Linked DNA regions of Homo sapiens: region 1 is linked to region 2. A link is an interaction called in ENCODE POLR2A ChIA-PET data of the cell type or tissue named here. Cell type or tissue: Panc1. All regions are shown on one strand. Each heading gives the region's core, and the rest is flanking DNA. Links, peaks and the distances in the headings are about the cores only.

Region 1 (5,000 bases), core at 1-5,000, 180 kb before region 2:
GGAAAGACTCCAGAATCCCGCCTGAGCCCCCAGGGACCTCAGGGCTGCAGCCTGAGGACGAGGCCGGCTAGAGCAGGAGGGGCACTGAGAGGGAGCAGAGGGGTGCAGGGGTGGAAGGCTGCACGGGCTGCGGGCGGCTCACCGTGGGGTAGGCCCTGATGGCCTTCTCAATGATGTCGTGCACACTGGCCTTCATGCTGCGCTCCACCTCCCGCAGCCAGTCCTCCACGTTGCTGGAGGGGTAGATGGAGAAGCACAACTGTACCTCCTCCCCCTCGGCTGAGTACATGTGCGTGATCTCCAGGTCCTCCTGGAATAGCAGCTGCAAGCAGTGGAGGAGCAGGAGTGGGGTCACCCTGGTGTGCCCAGATGCCCTGGCCACCACAGCCCCAGCGCTAAGCCTGCCCGGTGCCCTCCACCTCAAGAAGAAAGCCCTGCCTTCCCGTCCCCCCGAGAGTCTATCTTGGCTGGGCCTTCCCAGGCTGGATGGCCTGCCTTCTCCCCAGCAGTGGTCAGGCCCCAGCCCAGGCCCGGCATGAAGCAGGCTTTAGGGAAGGAGGCTGACTGCCTTGCATGTCCCCGGCCTCCTGCATAGATGAGGGAAGACAAGGCAGGCCACAGGCTTCTGGCCTCATGGGTTTTGCAGTGTGCTGGGGGCACAGGGAGCGCCTGGTGAGTTGGAAATCCAGGGCCCTCAGCCCTGAGCTGGGGATTCTGCAGTTGACCTTCCTCCCACAGGCCCCAGGTGTGTCTCCAAAGACCAGGAATGTCATTTGCCACATTTCCTGCTAAAAGGGCTCATCACAAAGGGAGGGACGTTCTCCCTGGGAAGATGCCCCATGCTCCCAGCCCTGAGCCCCGGGCCCAGCTGCCCACCCGAGCGATGTTCTCGAAGCACTTGCGCAGGTGTGGCTGCACGGCCGTGGGGTCCTTTGTCTGCGACAAGATCTCTAGTAGTTCATCATCTGACAGGAAGTAGAATCTGCCAGGGGAACAGGGGTGAGGAAGCGGGTCGTGCAGGCTCCCTGGGCCCCAGCTGCCCCAGTCCTGCTGACATCCCCGCACCCTAGCCTGAGCAGGGCCCTGGACACCTCAGCCTTGTGGGCAGACAGTGGCGGAGTGGGCATGGCCAGGTGGCGCCCACCTGGGGAAGGCGCTCCTCTTGGTCTCCAGATACTCGCTGAGGCCCTTCTGCACCAGGTCCAGAATCTTGTTGCAGTCCCGCAGGCTGTCCAGCATTCTCAGGTCGGAACACACATTGATCACCTGCAGGGCCCGGGCCATGCACAGAAATGGGCAGTGAGCATGGTCCAGGTAGCAAGATAGGCTCATCCCAGAGCACCCACACCAGCCAGAGCCCCTCAGCGGGGCCTGGGAAAGAAGATGCAGAAAAATTCTCCCTGAGCCAGTGGCTGCAACCATCAGCCCCACAGAAAAAATTCTACGGTCAAACAAGTTAGAGTTAAACAAAGCTAAAGAGTTTGCTTTGCTGCAGGACTTGTCAGAGCTTCTAAAATGCTAATATGGGCCGGGCATGGTGGCTCACGTCTGTAATCTCAGCACTTTGGGAGGCTGAGGCAGGTAGATCACCTGAGGTCAGGAGTTTGAGACCAGCCTGACCAACATGGTGAAATCCCGGCTCCACTAAATACAAAAGAAAATCAGCCACGCGTGGTGGCGCATGCCTGTAATCCCAGCTACTTGGTAGGCTAAGACAGGATTACCCTGTCTCAGCCTCCGGGAGGTGAACCAGGGAGGTGAAGGTTGCAGTGAGCCGAGATTGCACCATGGCACTCCAGCCTGGGCAACAAGAGCAAAACTCTGTTTCAAAAAAAAAAACAAAAAAAAAAAAACAGACAAACAAAAAAAAAACGTTAATATGGGCTGTGGATCTCCAAGAGAAAAACCGTCAGTGACTGTGCCTCTAAGGAGCAACTCTGAGGCTGGGGAGCCCACTCTGGAGGACATGGTTCAAGATCAAATCCTCAGGCTTGTCCACCAGCCTTTTCTGTGTAGGGAGGGAAGAGACTAGGAGGCTACCAGCAATGTGACCAGGGCCCTTGGGGATCCCAGCTGCCCCTCCCACCCTCATTGAGCTTGCCTCCCGGTTCTCGTAGGCATTCTTCATGATCTTCTTCCAGATCCGCTCCATGGTCTGGTAGCGCTTGCTCTCCACAGGCAGCTGCTGGTTGATGTCCTCAGAGCTAAAGATGGGCTCCAGGTAGAGCCAGGACCGCTGACAGTTCAGCCACTCCTCCAGAACCTCCTGGGGAGGGGAGGGGCAGGGAGGGGTGTGATATGGACTGTCAGGGTCCAAGCTGGGGTTTGTCCCAATGACTGGGACATTTCACCCCACCAGCATGTTGGGCAGAGCACTGGACACCAAAGCCAGTGTCTACAGGGAGATTTCTAGATGGTGCTGTCATCTGTGATACTCCAGGGAACAAAGAGGATACAGGGATGCCTGCCCTCCAGAGAAGTCCCACATCCCCACAGGACGCCCAAGCCTCCAAAGGAGCCGGGGGAGCTGCTCTTCCAAAGGGAGGAACACACCCACGCCAGCAAAGCCTGCAGTGACAGGAAACACTCGGTGCCTGGGAGACAAACCAGCCTCCTTCCTGGAAGGACTTCTGGGTCCATGACCCCAGGATTCTCTGAGATTCAATGGGTCTTGAGTGTGAGAGTCCTAAAATACTCTCTGAAACATGAGTCCAAGGGTGAGACATCTTCAAAATGAGCCATTTCCCCCTTCTGCCTCCAAATTCCCCATTCAGGATGTATCTCTTGTCTTCTCCCATCAGCGCAAACTCACGCACTCATCCATTTCTTCCTCATGGGATGGGGGTCACAGTCAGCAGTGTCAGGACTGTGCCAGGCCCTGGGAGGCACTAGGGGAAACAGGGGAATGCGGCCTGGTCCCTTCCCTCGAGGGGCCCACAGCCCACTAAGGGGCCAGTTCTGCCCCTGAATCATGGGCCCGGCATGTGTAGTGGACTCTGAAAGAGGCACCGACAATGGCCTCGGTGGGAACCCCTTGAAGGATGGTGAGGGAGAGTCGGCAAGGCTGCTTGTTGCTGGGCCTTGGAGGAGATGGAAGGCGGGTGTCAAACTCCAGGTCGAGTGGACAGCGTGAGCAGAGGGGGACTGGGGATAGTGCTGACCAGCTCAGGCATCTCTGGGTGGTCCAGGCACACAGATGAGCCCTCCCCACCTGCTTCTGGCCTTCGCCGGAGGTCTCTGAGCAGCTATCAGGGAGGCCCGGGGAAGGGGATATCACACCTGCAGGCTGGCCCCGGGACTGCCCTCCAGGGCTCTGTGGGCAGCCCTTGCCTCTAGCCTTGAGAGCCCAAGACAAGTGCAGTCCCTGGTGGCCCAGTCCCCTCAACCAAGGTAGCTCCAAATGAGATGAGAACAGAAGCTCAGGACAGAGTGGGAAAGGGCACTGAGGTGCTCTGGGACCTTGGGACATCCGGCCCAGAAAGTGTCAGTACTGGAGGACCTGGTTGTCCCAAGCTCAGGCAGCCCTGGGGAGGCCGCCTGGCAGTTCTCAGGCCTATCCTCAACCACATTTTGGGACCCAAATGCTGCCCCTACGCACCCTTATCTGCCTCATCCAGTAGCTGAACCTCATGGATGGAGAGCCCATCCTAGTTGCCCTCCTCTGAATGCAGTAGGGCGGGGCCTGCCAGAGAGCCAGGGGCTGTGTGAATGAGGGCAAGGCACTGCGATGCTTTGAACCCCACCCGGAGACCATCAGTGACACCTGTGGGTCGGGCTCTCTGAAGTGGGGGAGCGATGAGGGAAGGACTGGGGGGAGGGCCGACCTGGGTCAGCTTCAGTTTGTTCTCCCAGGAGTTGATGCGCTGCTCAAAGGGCTTCTTGTAGGGTGAAAATGACATATTCTGGGTCATGACGATGTGGTCGTCCAGCAGCTGTGAGGCCTCGTCCGGGCTCTTCAGGATGTAGGTGTCTGTCGCCTTGTAGGGCAGTACATTGAACAGGATGGTCGACCACTCCTTCTCCATCTTGTCCAGTGCCTGGGGTCGGGGACAAGCCAGGCTGAGTCCTGGGAGGGGCTGGTCCTGATGCTGTCTGACCAGCCCTGCCCAGGGAAGCAGCAGACAGTACCTGGCCATGACCTCCACATGGCCGCTCTGGCAAATACTCTCGGCTTGTCTGGCAACAAGTCCCGTGTGAGCCCCTCATCTGAATTCAGGGCCAATTCACTCTTTTTTTTTTTTTTTTCTGAGGTGGAGTCTCGCTCTGTAGCCCAGGCTGGAGTGCAGTGGCACAATCTTGGTTCACTGCAATCTCTGCCTCCCAGATTCAAGCAATTCTCCTGCCTCAGCCTCCCGAGTAGCTGGGATTACAGGCATGTGCCACCACACCCCACTATTTTTTGTATTTTTAGTAGAGATGGGGTTTCACCATGTTGGCCAGGCTGGTCTCGAACTCCTGACCTCAGGTGATCCACCCGCCTCGGCCTCCCAAGTGCTGGGATTACAGGCGTGAGCCACTGTGTTCAGCCCAGTTCACTGTTACACATGTGCTGCATGTGGTTGTACGCACATGTTGGGAGGCAGCTAAGGTTAGGAGGAGTGTGGGCGCTGGTCTCACCTCTGGCATTTACTGTGTCATCCTGGCCAGTTGCTGAACCCTTCTGAGCCTTAATTGATTTATCTGTTTTTTTGTTTGTTTGTTTTCTTTTGTTTTGTTTTGAGACAGGGTCTCAGTCTGTCTCCCTGGCTGGAGTGCAGTGGCATAATCACCGCTCACTGCAGCCTCAGCCTCCCAAGAAGCTGGGACCACAAGCATGTGCCACCATGCCTGGCTAATATCTTAATTTTTTGTAGAGATGGGGGTCTCCCTATGTTGCCCAGACTGGTCTCAAACTCCTGGGCTCAAGCGATCCTTCCTCCTCATCCTCCCAAAGTGCTGGGATTTACAGGCATGTGTCACTGCACCCGGCCTGACACATCTGTTAAATTGAGGCTAATGCT
Region 2 (8,055 bases), core at 1,564-6,563:
CGTTGGGGGCAGGATTTTTCAAAAAGATCCCAGACACAGGAGCCTCCCAGGTAGAGGGAACAGCTTAGAGCAGGTAATGGGCTGGAAAGGTCTGGCCCATGGGGTGATCCTGGTGGGGCGGGGTGCAAGGCGAGGCTGAAGAGGTGGTGGGGCAGGCAGGCAATGGAGAGTCTGACCTCATCCCAGGAGCATGGGGAACCATAGAGGGGCTTTGCGTGAGGGAGCACACAGTGATCCCCAGGGAGGCTGACAAGTACAATCACCCCACATCTGTCCGAGTCCATTTTGTGCTCGTCCAGGACCAGAAGACAAGGCCCCTCCTCTCTGGGGATCAGTCTCGCCCCTGCACAGGGTGGCTGCTCTGGCACTGAGTGTGTGAGTGACTTGTGGGGGTTAGGCTTACCTGAGACCCAAGGATGACTCATCAGAGGGGGCCTTTGTCACCTGAATGACCCCCTCGTTTCCTTGCAGCTGAGCTGGGTTGTGGGGAGCAGGACAGTCCCTGAGAGGTAAGGGAGCTGATGGGCAGGAGGCAGCGGAAGTGAGTCTGCACCAGACGGGCCTGCTACTGCCTGTCTCAGCCCCAAAAAGCTGTGCATCTCTTCTGTCCCACACTTGCCCTTCCACGGTCTGGGGCACCCACGTCACTGTGGAATACCTGCTTGTCTTTCAATACCCCCTCAACACACCAAATGCTTTCTCCTCCTCTTCTCAGAAACCCCTGATCCTGCCACCCGAGGGGCACCCCTGGTGCTGGGCTTGAACCCCCGTGAGGACACTCCCTGAGCTCAACCTGCTTGGTGGTCCTTTTCCTCTCTGGCTTCCTTGGAGCAAGGACTCTGGTGCTAGTCACCTGCTTCTCCCGCTGAGGCAGGCTCAGGGGCTGGTATACACCTGCCACTCCATTAGAGCCTGGTGACCCCACCACAGGCCCCGGCACACAGCTGGCATTCCCCGAACACTTGTGGAATTGAATCCCCTGTTCTTCACCCTACAGAAAGTCCCTGAGTGGAAGCATCGCTGGAGATGGTGGGAGGGATTCCCTGGTGCACTCAGGCTCACTGGTTTTGGGGATTGATTCATCAGACAAATCTGAGTGATCTTTCTTCGTGCCAGGCCAGGGCCAAGTGTTCCACATTCACCGGTGACCAGCAGGGTGTGGTCCCTGCTTTCAGGGAGCTCATAGTCATAGGGGAAATGAATGATAAACTCACAACATGTCAGGAGTGAGGAGCAGAGAGGCATGAGAGGGTGCTGGGGCGGGGTCAGAGGATGCGACTCTGAGGTGACGTTCAGGCTGAGGCCTGAAATATCATGAGCCAGCAGAATGATGACACGGCGGATGAGCAGCCCAAGCAGAGGGAATAGCTGTGCAAAGGCCCTGAGGAGGGCCTGAGCTTGGCTTGTGGGAGGGCAGTGAGGAGGCCAGTGTGCCATGATGAGGAAGGGGAGGCGAAGGAGGCCTCCAGGCGCTTCCTCCAGGGAGGCCCCTAACCACATCCATTCATTGAAACCAGAAGGGCTCCAGCAAGCTGGGGTCAGAGTTGGGACTTGTCTAGTCTTGTGTCCCTGGCCAGGGCATCATAGCCAGGTGACAGTCCCCTTGCTCCTTGAGGGCAAGGCAGAGCTGTTTTTTTCACTGAAGGGACATGTTACAAATACAGACTCCTGGCCCCACCCATACCCACCAAATCAGACTCTGACAGGCCTGGCAATGGGCATTTATACCAGCTCTTCCCTAGATTCTGGAAACCCTGTGCTCAAAGCCCCCTATGGGCCTGGACCTGACTGGCTTGCCCCATTTAATGACCAGCTGTGACCCTGCTTCTCAAACTCATGGAGAGGAGGACATGAAACCATAAAAGCATAAATAGTGCATGTTCCTGAGTATCAGCCTAACTTGGAGTTAACTAGTCCATCATTAAAACATTAATTTGATATTAAAAAGAGGCTGTTGTGCCTGGTGCAATGGCATATACCTGTAGTCCCAGATAACTTGGGAGGGTGAGGCAGGAGGATCACTTGAGCCCAGGAGTTTGAGGCTGTAGTGTGCTATGATCACGCCTGTGAATAGCCACTGTACTCCAGCCTGGACAACACAGTGAGACCTTTTCTCTTAAAAAAAAAAAAAAAGACGCAGCTGCACTATGAAATAGATGCTAAACTTACTTATTGTTTAAGATGGACTACAAGACAGGCCGGGCATGGTGGCTCACGCCTGTAATCCCAGCACTTTGGGAGGCCGAGGCTGGCGGATCACTAGTTCAAGACCAGCCTGGCCAACATGGTGAAACCCCGTCTCTACCAAAAATACAAAAACAACAACAACAACAACAACAAAAAAAAAACAATTAGCAGGTGTAGTGGCATGGACCTGTAATCCCTACTACTTGGGAGGCTGAGGCAGGAGAATTGCTTGAACCCAGGATGCGGAGGTTGCAGTGAGCCAAGATCGCACCAATGCACTCCAGCCTGGGTGACAGAGTGAGACCTTGCCACACACACACAAAAAAAAGATGAAAGATGAAATATGAGACAATAAAGGATTTTCTGGTATGGGTTTGGCTACTTTGGGACAGTTTTGGCCCCCATCTCTGCTGTTGGGGTGAAAATCTTGAGGCCCTCTTAAGTTCCTCTGGGGCTTGAACTATTTCAGAGTTTTTAGTCCTTCTTCATGGATGCATTAGGATTAATGGTTCAGGTTTGCAGACAGACAGGCTTGGTTTTAATCCTGGCTTCTCACTTACTAACTCTGTGCCTCAGTTTCTCCATCAGTAAAATGCACTGCTCCTTGTTGTGGGTTGTGGTTAAGACTCATGTGGCCTTTGGTATAGGGTGACTCTGCAGTAGGTGAAAGTTGTCAGTTATTTTCTTTCTGGCACTGTTCTGGGCTGGTTCACAGCACAATTCAGGGCTCAATGGAAGAGGGAAATCCCATGATCTGGCCTCTTGGGCATCTGGCCCCATCTTCTCTCCCCAAATGCTCTGAGGACAGCTCTGTGGCCTGCATCCTTCTGTTTTGCCTCAGGTCCCTGGGGTTGGGTTGTCTCCAAAACTCCCTCAGCTAGGCAGTGGGGCACAGGGACAAAGGGTTGCCACAGCTACTGTGGACTGGGCCTCATGCCCCCCCATGGCCTCACTGGGAGACTGAAGTCTGAGAGGCTCAGTGACTTGCCCACAGCCACAGAGCCGGTCTATAGTCTAGAACTGCACTGGCCATACAGTAGCCACTAGCCACATATAGCACAGGAATTAATTAAAATTCAATAAAATTTAAAATTCAGTTCCTCACTCACACTAGCCACATTTCAAGTGTTCAGTAATCACATGTGACCAGTGGCTACCATTATGGATAACCCAGATAGATAGAATATTTCCATCCTCCCAGAAAACTCTTGTGGTCAATGCTGGTCTAGAAGCAGCAGTTCTCAGCCTTGGGTACCCACTGGACTCACCTGGGGAGCTTTTATAAAATGCGAGTGTCTGAGCTCCACCTGCAGGGGTTCTGAACAGCAGCTGGGGCTGAGAACCGCTGCTCTGAAGCTCTGTCTGCATGATCTACTGGAAAGGTTCTTAGTGTTGAGTTCAGACCTCATAGGAGTGTTTGCGCCTCGCTGTCAGCCCATGTGTGCAAGGCCAAGGTGGGGGCCTTCGATATTGTGGGATCTTTTGCCCCAGCTCCTTCTCCTCTCCTTGGATGATGTGAAACAGAGGCCTGGCATCTCTCAAAGGGGTATTCTGCAGTAGTGGAGGAGGGGCATGGGTCATGCTCATTGGGTGTGGGTAGAAGAACTCAGCACACAGAGGCTTCCCTATCTGACTTGAGTGGATGGGGTGAGTGTGGCTACTGGCCAGCTATGTGTTCTCACACTGCTTGGAAACTGGTCCCAGGGACCCATGGGTCCATTGAATCACTGTCTCCAGGAATCGCATGGCAGCGCCAGTCATGCCATCCACTGCCTGCAATGTGGGAGGACAGGTCCAAGCTGGATGCTTATGCAGGGGGACTTCCTGTCTCCACCAGTGTGAGCTTTGCCAGAGTAGCCCCTGCGATTGGATGGAGGAGCAGGGCTCGGCCAGGCTGAAGGCTATAATCCCATTAGACCTCTCCTCACTCTGGGGTGTGGCCTGCCTTTAGAGAAAGCTGACCCACAGGGGCACACTAGTTCCACAGTGGGTACCACTGAGGCCCAGAATTGCCATGGGACTCCATGGAAAGGGGCACTCTGCAGGGGTCACTCCCACAACAGGTGGGGTCACTCCCACAACAGGTGGGCCTAGTGCAATAGCCCCATCTGTGGGGGGTCTCTTTTGGCTCATCTCAGTCCTAGGAGGGGACATGTGCCTCCTGACCCTTTGAGGCGGATCCCCAGGGACCTTGCCTACATGTGCCCTTCCAGTCTGGCCCTACTCCTGGTCCTCATCTGCTTTGTCCCACTCCCCAGACACCACATGTTCAGTCCTGTTACCAGACCTTTTCCTAGTCTGTGCCCTGCACCCGAACCACCCTTTCTCTTCTCTCCTGTCCATCTGCACCCCTCACTGTGCTCCAAAGCTTATCTCCTATAGAGCAGCTTTCCTTCATTACCTTAATCCCTTCGCCTTCTCTCCAGCCAAGAACCAGTCCTGTGCATCACAGATTCCATTGCAATCTATGAGCAATGTTGGAATGAGTCATTTATTTATTCACCAAATGTTTATTGCACCCCACTCTATCTGGGCCCTCTGCTGGGTGCAGGGGCACAGTCACATCTGTCTCTGGAGTGGACATTCTCATGGGGAGAAGATAACAGGTCCAGTGCATCAGATGGTGTTAAGTCACCACAGGAAAATAAAGCAGGGAAAGGGAAGGAGTGGGCAGACATTTGTAAGTAGGGTTGTCAGAGAAGGCTATACTGAGAAGCTGATGTTTGAACAAAGTCCTGATGGAAGTGACAGATAGAGCCATGGGGACACTGGGACAACAGCCGGTGCAAGAGTCCTGAGATGAGAGAGTGGCTGGCACATTCTTATTCAAGGAACAGCAAGAAGCTCAATGTGGTTGGAGCAGGGAGAGCAGGGCAGAGCAGTGGAAGCAGAGGCAGAGAGGTGTGGGCCAGATCATCGGAGCAGGGGAAGTATGAAGTCACATAGTTCATATTAAGTGTCAGCTCAACATCAAGCTCTGACACTAATGAAGAGCTCATGGAATCTCCCCTCCTCTATCATGGCAGGCATATTATTACGATTATTTTACAACTGAGAACACTGCAGCGGGGAGAGGTGGTATGACTCCTGCTAGATCACCAGTTCAAAGGTGGCAGGGCCTGGGCTCATCCGCAGGCCTGCCTGACCTTGGGACAAGCCCTGAGCTGCCCTGCTCAGAGTTTCAAACCCAGGCCACCAGCAGGCGTAGGCAGGGGAAACTGATAGCATTGATGGGGCTTTCTGGTTTCGGGCTGGCTGGGCTAAGTTGGTGGATGGGATATCCGACTTTCCCACTTCTTTCTCTGCCCCACCCTGGGTGGCCTTGGCTCATGGTCAGCAGGCTGGGGAGTGAAGACAGCCTCTTGTAGGGGAGTCCACCTGTGGGCCTGCACCAGGATAGACACCTTCCTGCCACAAGGGGACTTGAAAAAGATAGCTATGGCCAGGCGTGGTGGCTTATGCCTGCAATACCAGCACTTTGGGAGGCTGAAGCAGATGGATTACCTGAGGTTAGGAGTTCAAGACCAGCCTGACCAACATGGTGAAACCTCATCTCTACTAAAAATACATAATTAGCCGGGTGTGGTGGTGGGTGCCTATAATCCCAGCTACTTGGGAGGCTGATGCAGGAGAATCGCTTGAACCTGGGAGGCAGAGGGTGCAGTGAGCTGAGATCATACCAATGCACTCCAGCCTGGGCAACAAGAGTAAAACTCTGTCTCAAATAATAATAATAATAATAATAATAATAATAATAATAATAATAATAATGATAAAATAAATTTAAAAATAAAAATAAAAAAAGAAAAAGATAGCTAAAATAGCTCTCTTCCAGCTTCCTCAATAAGAAGGTCCCCCCAACATTGAGGCTCCTTCAAAACTGAGCTCTGCCTCTACATGGAGGCCTCAGTCAGAACTGGAGTCCAATCGAATGGAGGTAGTACTGGGGTAGGGGCCTGCCCAGTCAGGGAATAGAGGCACTTGGTTTATGCAGGTTGTACTAGCAGCAGATCCTGGGCTGTTTACATGTTGTCAGAGAATTTGCATTTTTTGGCGAAGAAATGAGCAAAAGGGGGTGGGGCACCTTCAGCTCCTCCTCCCAGGTGAATAGGGATGGAAGACAGAAGGATCTGGAAAGATTAGACGGGTAAGTAAAATCTTCTAGTGACTCTCACTTTGAATAAATCTAACGTTTGAAAACCATTTACAGAAGAGTTTCTCTAAATTCAATTTTTTTTTTTTTTTTTCAGAGACACAGTCTTGCTCTGTTGCCCAGGTTGGAATGCAGTGGCACAATCTTGACTCACTGTGATACCCGCCTCCTGCATTCAGGTGATTCTCGTGCCTCGGCCTTCTGAATAGCTGGGACTACAGGTGCGTGCCACCACGTCCAGCTAATTTTTGTATTTTTAGTAGAGACAGGGTTTCATCATGCTGGCCAGGCCAGTATTGAACTCCTGACCTCATGTGATCCGCCTGTCTTGGCCTCCCAAAGTGCTGGGATTACAGGTGTCAGCCACCGCGCCTGGCCAGATTTAAACATATTCTGATTGGTGATGTGTTGAAAGAGTTATTATCAGTAGAAAGGAATATCTTGGTTAAGATAAGGGGTTGTGGAGATCAAGCTTTTACCATGCAGATGAAGCCTCTGGATAGCAGGTTTCAGAGAAAATAGATTGTAAATGTTTCCTATCAGACTTAAGGTCTGTGTTGATGTTAACGCTGGAGGGATATAGTGAGGCATGTGCAACCCCAACTTCCCATCATGGCCTGAACCAGTCTTTCAGGTTAAATTTTAGAGTGCCCTGGCCAAGAAGGAAGTCCATTCAGATGGTTTCAAGTTTTCAACATCTGATGGTTGTCAAATTTTATTTATTTATTCTTTTTTTTTTTTTTTTTGAGACGGAGTCTTGCCAGTCTGTCACCAGGCTAGAGTGCAGTGGAGTGACCTCGGCTCACTGGTTCAAGCGATTCTCCTGCCTCAGCATCCCAAATAGCTGGGATTACAGGCATGAGCCACCATGCCCAGCTAATTTTTGTATTTTTAATAGAGATGGGGTTTCACCATGTTGGCCAGGATGGTCTCGATCTCATGACCTTGTGATCCTCCCGCCTTGGCCTCCCAAAGTGCTGGGATTACAGGCATGAGCCACTGCACCCGGCCCAAATTTTATTTTTGGTTTGCATTCTCCCCATTCTGGCCAAGATTTGCCAGAGGCAACATTAATGGCCACCAGATTTTAATTTTCTCCCATAGCATTGCTGGGGTGGCATGGCTGCTTGCCCTGGGTCCATCCTGTCCCTCAGTGGGACTCCCTATGGCTAAGGGACTTAGAACCAACAAGTCTTACAGCCAATTAATTGTTTTAGGCCAGATATGAATGGACATGAACAAGCATTCATTACTCCTTAAAATTATTATTAATGTTATTATTATTTTTAAGTAGAAAGCCAACAAACAAAAGCTAAAGGTGAGGTTACAAAACTGACTTATTTTTAACTTCTGTATGTTGAACTACTATAATCTTTTTTTTTTTTTTTTGAGATGGAGTCTCACTCTGTTGCCCAGGCTAGAGTGCAGTGGTGCGATCTCAGCATACTGCAACCTGTGCCTCCGGGGTTCCAGCAATTCTCCTGCCTCAGCCTCTCGAGTAGCTGGGACCACAGGCATGCACTACCACACCCAGATAATTTTTGTATTTTTAGTAGAGATGGGGTTTCACCATGTTGGTCAGGCTGGTCTTGAATTCCTGACCAAGTGATCCACCCACCTCAGCCTCCCAAAGTGCTGGGATTACAGGCATGAGCCACTGCGCCCAGCTAAACTACTATAATCTTGGTTTTAGTTACAGGCTTATAGCAATTAGC

The links. ChIA-PET counts read pairs that join two places held together with the same protein. Peaks named below come from ENCODE experiments on the same cell type or tissue, not always from the same donor. Only the 100,000 strongest peaks of a DNase experiment are listed, where the experiment ranks them.
Region 1: POLR2A ChIA-PET joins it to region 2 with 8 read pairs; 2 of 35 experiments call an interaction of 5 or more read pairs at or near these places.

The regions. Positions count from the first base shown.
Region 1 is chr3:52,353,880-52,358,879 of GRCh38, reverse strand. It overlaps DNAH1 (dynein axonemal heavy chain 1), which reads right to left. Exons shown (of 78, transcript NM_015512.5): 21 at 3,825-4,037; 22 at 2,102-2,266; 23 at 1,145-1,266; 24 at 877-982; 25 at 143-322. Among named protein-coding and RNA genes, the nearest start is that of DNAH1, 40 kb to the right of the region's middle. In Panc1, for the core only: no CTCF peak of the experiment used is centred there; no DNase peak of the experiment used is centred there.
Region 2 is chr3:52,168,324-52,176,378 of GRCh38, reverse strand. No RefSeq gene overlaps it. Among named protein-coding and RNA genes, the nearest start is that of POC1A, 18 kb to the right of the region's middle. In Panc1, for the core only: no CTCF peak of the experiment used is centred there; a DNase peak (open chromatin) is centred at 4,658; H3K27ac peaks cover 267 bases.